2 separate regions of the Homo sapiens genome follow, and region 1 is linked to region 2. The links are chromatin contacts, found by Hi-C or POLR2A ChIA-PET in ENCODE. All regions are on one chromosome and are shown on one strand. Each heading gives the region's core, a stretch centred on a gene start or an enhancer-like site at or near the end of the contact. The rest is flanking DNA. Distances are from core to core; before and after follow the strand shown.

What was found. A loop is a pair of places that touch in the nucleus more often than their neighbours do. ChIA-PET counts read pairs that join two places held with the same protein, here RNA polymerase II (POLR2A). Pooled maps may share reads with other maps.
Region 1: a map of heart left ventricle shows a loop between it and region 2 (2.3-fold over the local background). The contact joins two enhancer-like sites. A Hi-C loop is called at or near these places in 5 of 168 maps with a recorded cell type or tissue (HepG2, endothelial cell of hepatic sinusoid, heart left ventricle and 1 more) and 1 of 50 pooled maps. POLR2A ChIA-PET finds 5 or more read pairs at or near these places in 2 of 52 experiments (WTC11 and activated T-cell).

The regions. Positions count from the first base shown.
Region 1 is chr2:10,981,993-10,985,827 of GRCh38, reverse strand. No RefSeq gene overlaps it. Among named protein-coding and RNA genes, the nearest start is that of KCNF1, 72 kb to the right of the region's middle. Within about 2 kb of position 2,052, at least 10 of the 41 ENCODE cell types and tissues checked have a DNase peak (open chromatin) inside an H3K27ac peak, as active enhancers do.
Region 2 is chr2:10,933,962-10,937,787 of GRCh38, reverse strand. No RefSeq gene overlaps it. Among named protein-coding and RNA genes, the nearest start is that of KCNF1, 24 kb to the right of the region's middle. RefSeq lists an enhancer at 1,065-2,264. Within about 2 kb of position 1,532, at least 7 of the 41 ENCODE cell types and tissues checked have a DNase peak (open chromatin) inside an H3K27ac peak, as active enhancers do.

The DNA.
Region 1 (3,835 bases), core at 803-3,302, 48 kb before region 2:
CCTGCCTCAGCTCCCAAGTAGCTAGTATTGCAGGCACCCACCACCACACCTGGCTGATTTTTTTGTATTTTTAGTAGAGACGGGGTTTCACTATGTTGGCCAGGCTGGTCTCAAACTCCTGACCTCGTGATCTGCCTGCCTCAGCCTCCCAAAGTGCTGGGATTACAGGCGTGAGACACCATGCCCGGCCTACATATATGAAAATATTATTTGCTGACATTTAAAACCAAGGCCTTTCACATGCATATTCTGCTTTCCAGATTCTCTGGAAGAATCCGAGGCTCTGTGGGTGACAGGCTGCCTTTCCTCACAGGAAGCCGTCAGTGTGAGAAGGAGCTGCCCCTTCAGAAGGCGCTCCCCATCCAGTCCCCTGCTGGCTGCTTCCAGTCCCTCAGACACAGGCCTGCTTTGACACGCATCAGAGGCTTATGAATTCCATTCAGTGGATCACAGCCAGGATTTAAGAAAAAAATGAAATGGAATTAGATTGAACATATCAGGTTGACTATATTGCATGTAGCAAGGCTAAGTATTGCTTTCTGCAACTTTTAATTCAGATATTTCCATGGCCTCAGACATGTGTACTGAGTCGCGGTGTAAATCTATTTCTTACTCTGGGTCCTTAGCCTCTTGGTCTCTATCTCTTTAAAAGGCCTCCCAATCCCAAAGGAAGAAAAAGTGGGAGTGGGCAGGGGTGGTTGCCCACTGTTCTGGAAGACCTTAGAGATGAAGGGCTGCAGTGGCTTTGTCCAATAGCTTCCTGCCTCCATTCTCTGGTCTTATTCCTCTGGGGTTCCAATGAATAAAGGATTGTTTTCAAAAACGGAGGTCTGCTACACTCTGGAAGGGATCTCCACCAGTCTTCTCCGTTAGAGCAGTTTTACCCTGTGTACTCTCTTTAAACTCTTCCAGATGTTAATGGTCATTACTTGAAATAAGCCTTGTGCTCTGGCAAGTTTGGGCAGTGCTGGACTACATGAAATAAATGGGTTTCTTATCTGCAGGATTTCTCAGACACTCCAGGAGTTCTTGACATAGTGTTCTCTAGAAAATACTTTGGGAAATGCATGATTAGAGGTAAAACCTGGAGGTGCTTCAGAATTTGAAAGTTTAATTTAGGCTGGAATCTTGAAAGGAACCTGCAGAAAACTTGACTTTACTCCTTCCCACCTTACCCAGTGAATAATCCCTCATCATTGACGTCATTCACGAAATACACAGGCTATTTAGACATTGATTCTGCCCTCCACAAGCTAACAGTCTACAGTGCGTAAGATGGAGACACACATGACTGTAACACCTTGTCTCCAAGGGAAAGAAAGGTAAAGAGACAGGGTTCAGACACAGGGTTCCTGCCAGCCGAGGGGACTGGGCACTGAGAAGGAGGCAGGTGTCTTTGGGTTAGGCCTTGAAGGCCGTGTGAAATGAACACTCACGCAGAGGGGACGGGGTGGCATGGACACTCCAGGTGAGAAGGAGTGTTCTGGGGAATGTTTGGAAGAAGGTGAGCCTGAGACAAAAATAAAGGAACAGTGCTGGGGCCAACCTGCCTCTCAGAAGCAAACAGTTGGACTAATGCTTCAAGGGCACTGTATGGGTAGGAAACAAAGAAACACAGGAAGGCCAGATGTTGGGGTGCCTCAAATATGGGGCTGGAGGCTTCCACCTTCATGGTGTTGGGCAAAAGTCATGGAGGGATTTGGGGCCAGTGACAAGGGCTTCCTCAGTCTTTGACCACATGTATCCGGGCAGGGGAGTCACTGTCTCATGGCTGGATAAGCTTGTAGCCCTTTCTTCCAGTGAGCCCTATGGCTGCCACCCCGAGTCTTAGCTCTCTGTAACAAACAGCTGGGCAGGAGAACAGTGAGAACCGAGTCCTTGTCTGGTCTTTGAGATTTCCAGGGCGCTCTAGCAGCGGCACCTAGACACAGCCACCAGCCCACCGGGGGCGTTATCTCCAGGGCTGGCCAGCCAGGATGAGTAGAGCCTGTGACCCCTCTCCCCCTCCAGAATGCCTGGCGCTGTCCCTGACTTGGGGACCGTGTGGCTGTGTGTCTGTCCTCCCGTCAGCCACCAGAACAGTGTGGCCTTGGAGAAGCGCTTCATGTCGCCAGGCTGAGCAGATAACTTCCCAGGGCTGACGCGCTCTGCCTTTCAAAGGGGGCTTCTCTGTTGCAGAGCCAAAAAGCACAACACTTTTTCGGTCCAAGAGCAGAGCTCAGAAAAGTAGCTGTTGGGGGAAGTCGCCCAGCCTGAGCTCTGCGTCTTCCTCCGAAGCCTGGGGTGGAGGGAGGGAGGGATGTGCCGAGCCAGGACCAGATGGCTCCAGCTGGATTCGTCTCCCGGAAGAGAGGCCACTGTCATTTCCCCTGATTCCTAGACTCACAGAGCTGGAAGGGTCCTCGAGAGATCACTCCGTCTGTCTCCCTGTCTTGAAACGAGAAAACATCTAAGCCACCAGCTGGCGTGGAGCATCCGTGCAGAGCGTAGTGGGAAGCAGGATGGAGGAGCTCGGGGAGGCGAGAACACAGCGCCTGCTCAGCGGAAGGGCAGGGGGACAGGGCAGGGAGGTGGGAGAGGGCTGCAGGCTGGGGGCTGTTGGCTGAGCCCCCGCTGCAAAGTGCAGAGGGTGCAGGAGCCGGAGCGCAGTGCAGGCTGCATCGGCCTATTTTTAAGAGGACTCCTGTGTGAGGAGCCCACACTGTTGAGAAATCATGGGATTTGAAATCAAGCCAAGTCTCTGAGATGTTTGTACCCCTGAGCCATAGATCCCTTCCAGTGGCCCTTTCTGAAAACCCCAGTGTTGTTTGGGGCGGTTTCATTTTGGTCAGAAGACATTAAAGTGTGAAGATAAAAGCAACGCATTTGGTCCTTTATTGGCAAAATAATTATTTGGCTGAAAAATCTCCTAAGGCCAATAATGACTGTGAAATAATCACTGCACTGCACCTCACCCGGCATCTACCGGGAAATGCAAACAAGGCTCTACATTTGTCTTTCATATTATTTTGTCCATAATTGGGTACTGGCTTAAAAAAAAAAAAGTACATTATTCCAATGAGAAAAACAACAAAAATGGCCAGGTGCGGTGGCTCACGCCTGTAATCCCAGCACTTTGGGAGGCCGAGGCGGGTGGATCATGAAGTCAGGAGATTGAGACCAGCCTGGCCAACATGGTGAACCCCCATCGCTACTTAAAAAAATACAAAGTTAGCCAGGTGTGGTGGCGGATGCCTGTACTTCCAGCTATTCGGGAGGCTGAGGCAGGAGAATTGCTTGAACCCAGGAGGCAGAGGTTGCAGTGAGCTGAGATCATGCCATTGCACTCCAGCCTGGGCAACAAGAGTGAAACTCCATCTCCAAAAAAAAAAAAAAAAGAAAAACAACAAAAAGAACAAAATTTTACCACCAGATGGAAAAAGCAGACGAGGGAGTAGAAGCTTCCAGAGCGGGAACTGAGGCCGCCTGCTCAGAAAGGCCAAGGAGGAGGTTGACCAGACGCTTCTGCTGGAAGCCTCCTGGGTCCTGTGGGTTCTCCTGGGCTGTCTGCTTGGCTGGGTCTCCCAAGGCCTGAGGCCCACGTGCAGGTCTGGAGTCCGGTCAACCACAGGAGGCCAGTTGGAAAGCCTAAACCACTGGATACATTCAGGATGAGGGAATGCTGTTTCCGAAGCTGGCACACAGATGCCTCGCTGCGATTGTCCATGGGAAAGCCTGCCTCCTCTCTCCAACTTGGAAACTGCCAGAGGGCCAGGGTCTGTCTAAGGCACCTTGGGGACAGAGCCTGGCACCCAGGAGGTGCTCAGGGAACCGGGGTTGCCCCGGCGACCTACCT
Region 2 (3,826 bases), core at 283-2,782:
GGGGCTGTTGGGAAGGCATGACTGTATTTTGAAATGTGAGAAGTACATGAGATTTGGGAGGGACCAGGAGCGGAATGATATGGTTTGGGTCTGTGTCCCCACCCAAATTTCATGTAGAATTGTAATCTCCAGTTTTGGAGGAGGGGCCTGGTGTGAGGTGATTGGATCATGGGGGCAGATTTCCCCCTTGCTGTTCTTGTGATAGTGAATGAGTTTTCATAAGATCTGATTGGTTCAAAGTGTGTAGCACTCCCCTGCCCTTCACTCTCTTCCTCCTGTTCTGGCCATGTAAGACATGCCTCCTTCTCCTTCACCTTCTGCCATGATTGTAAGTTTCCTAAGGCCTCCCCAATCATGCTTCCTGTACAGACTGCAGAACTGTGAGCCAATTAAATCTCTTTTCTTTATAAATTACCCCATCTCAGGTAGTTCTTTATAGTGACGTGAGAACAGACTAACCCACTTGGCCTTGGGGATGCCCTACTCAATTCTCCATGGCTTCTCCCACCCAACAGATGTAATTCACCACTCTGCCCCATCTTGGCCTGTTGGTGCCTAGAATAGACTTCCACCATTTCAGCCAGAGCTCTTTATGTTCCCTGCTCACCTGGGTGGCTCCCTCTCCCACTTTCTGGGCAGAGGGGGGCAGGTACTGAGTCCCATTAACCTTAGCAGCCCCACTACATAGCACATGGCCCCCTCAGCAAGCACCCAGAAAATGGTTTTAAATGGAGAAAATAAAGGAAGGAGCAAAGATGAATAAGAGAATCTACCTACCAGGAACTCCCAGGCTGGTGGAGCAGCCTGAGACAGGCACTGATAAATTCTTACAGCATCCAGCCACCTCCTTACCCCTGTCCCCCCACCCCACCAAACTGTACCCAAACAACACAAAATAAAATCTAAATTCTGGCAAAAAGAAATGTGCTTATTATCTCATCAATGCTATGCCGCGAATGGATCATCTCTATTTGATCACATGAAAACCGAGGCTCAGAGAGGTGGAGTGATTTCTCCAAGGTCACACAGCCCAACATATATTTTTCAAATGTAAACTAATGCTTCAGAGGCCTTAGGAGAGTTCGAGGAGAAAGAAACTGACGGAAAAGGGCAAAAGTGAGAGGAAGGGGCCACATCTCGGGACCCACATTTTCAGAAAGAAAATCCCAAATGTCCCGTATACATGGAACGTGGAATTCTCCCCATTTCTTGGGGTAAGCCTTCTGCTTTGGAGCCTTAAGAGGAGAGAAGGGCTCAGTTGCCATGGTTTTCTGATGGCCGGAGCTGGGAATGCACCCTGCAGCTCACAGTGATATTTGCTTGTTTTAGTTGCATCCCGTGAGTCACACTTGACCCAAGCTTTGTCATTGTTTACTTTACTCCTGAAACTGCAGCAGAGGATGGGGCCATATCCTGCCCTTTGAGATGCTGGGCTTCTTTCGTTCATTCTGCCACTGTCGCCAACAAATATGCCTGGCCTTTACTTACTCATCTACTGACTCATTCATTTGCTCAGTCACCCACTCATTCATTCCCATGTCTGCTCCCTCCGTCATTCACCCACTCCCACTCATGCGGTCCTTCCCGTAGTCACCAAAGTGTTCCCTTGTTTCTTTGTGCATTCACTCATTCACTCACTTATTCATTCTTCTTTGAGGACCTGCTACATGCAGTTGGCCTTCTCTAACAATGCGTTCTGCATGTGCGGATCCAGCCACAGGAAGGTGGAAAGGATTTGAAAAAAATAAATAAATGATAACATACAACAATAAAAAATACAAATAAAAATATAGTATAACAATGATTTGTATAACACATTGTATAGATATTATCAGTTATCCAGAGATGATTTAAAATATACAGGACCAGCAAACTATTACAGTGAACCACACTGTAAAATCGGTGGGGGGAGCCTGGGGCCTGGAGAGACTGTGTGGGGCCCGAGGATATAGAGACAGCCACTGGAGGCCTCCCGCCTGCGGGGTGGGAGAAGAGTCTTCAGCGGTGGGCAGTGAGGATGAGTCCAGCACGGTTAGGAAAGCGAGAGAACGGAGTGAATGAACAGCAGGAGGCCGGGCACGCTGAGGAGAATGAGAAAGTGATGTAGACCAGGGGCCGCCGCCTGAAGAGGGCCACACAGGTCATACAGACAAGGATGCTTGTGTTTCTGGGGACCACATACATCCTGTGAGGAGCCCCAGTGGCCCGGAGGTTGGGGAGCTCAGCTCTCGTCCTCCTTGGAGGCGCGTGCCCCCAAGGAGAAAGCCACTAGGCCAAGTGGGCTGTTCTTTAAAGTCTCTGGGCTCAGTTCCGGAAGACAGACTTGGGGGAGAATGTGACAGAGGGGGTGAGGCAGAGCTTCCAATCATGCTCCCCTACTCCTGCAGGAGCCCCGTGTACTCAGGCCACCCCTTAAAGTCTTGGCCCTGGATTTGTTGCTTTAATTACGGTGACATTTTGCATCTGCACACGAAGCCATCATCACCCAGCAGCAGACGTCGGGGGAGGGAGGGAGGAACTCCACCAAGGGCCAGCTGGCCTGCCCCCGAGATGGCAGGGACGCCCTCAGCTCCAGATCCCGCCTCCCCCACAGCCTCGAAGCACTTGGCCTCCAATTCAGCTTCATTTACTCCACAAACATTACCAAGCACCTTCTCGGGGTCAGTGTGTGCTGAACACTAACAGCACTCCTGCAGGTGCAGCTCAGCGGAACTTCAGCATGGCCCCACAGAGCGGGCTGCACACAGCTGGTCATTTGTGCAGCCGGGATTTGAAGGCGGCGGATGTAGCCTCCTACTCCGGCATCACCTTCCACAGAGCAGCCTCCCAGCCAGCCCTGCCCTCAGGGGCTCATGGCCTGGAGGGAAAGACAGAGCCTGCCCCTCTGGGATGCACCCATCTTTGACAGGCAACAGGAGCCAGGGCCAGAGACACTATTTGTTATTGTTCCCAGGTGTCTATGCCCTTGAGCAACAGTGGGAGGCTGACCTTCAGCCTCCCACAGGACGGGGAGGCTGCCAAAGAAGGAAGACAATGACAGGGAGGCAGAGGGAGGGGCAGGTGGGGGCTTTCCCAGGGATGAGGGGTCTGCCAAACCTAAGAGAAAGTACAGCAGCCAAAATCAAGGGGCACAAGCAGGGCGGGGTGGAGGGAGGGGGACACAGTCGGCCAGCTGGAAAGGGCCTCATGCTCTCCTCCCCTGTAGATGAGGCTGCAAACCCCAGTCTTGCCCCCTCCAACACTTGGAGGAGGAACAGGGATCCAGTGGAGATGGGCACGCGGATGCCAGCACAGGGCAGGTGAGGCAGGATCACGTATTGAGAATCCATGTGTGCTTTGCTCTTCTCTCTCCCTTCCCTTGCGGGAGGCAGGAAGCTTGCCTGGGGAGCCTGTCTCTGTGTGAGGCCATGTGGGTTCTAGGGCTGAAAGCAGAAGTGACTGGAACTGGTCCCCTTCCTGCCCTCTCCAAGCAGAGCATGGTGGGCTACTTTATCTCTAAAGAGGAGACTGACTGTCTTTGAGAAGAGATGGGAACAGCAGGACAGAAAAGAGAGATTTTCCCCACAAGATAACATGGCTCCTGCAAACACTGGGGACCCGCACTCTGTTGCCTGGCAGCAGCCTGGACACAGGTCATGAGGGATCCCAGGGCTGCAGGTTGTCCAGAGGCAGGAGCTGGAACCCAAGTGATGGTACAGTGGGTGGGTGGCTCGTAGGGAGCTAATGCAGACCCGAGAATGCAGGCGCCCCCTTGACTATGTGGTGCTAGAAAAGACCCCAGGACCTGGAAACCACCCAGTGTCCATCAGTGGGTGAATGGATGAGC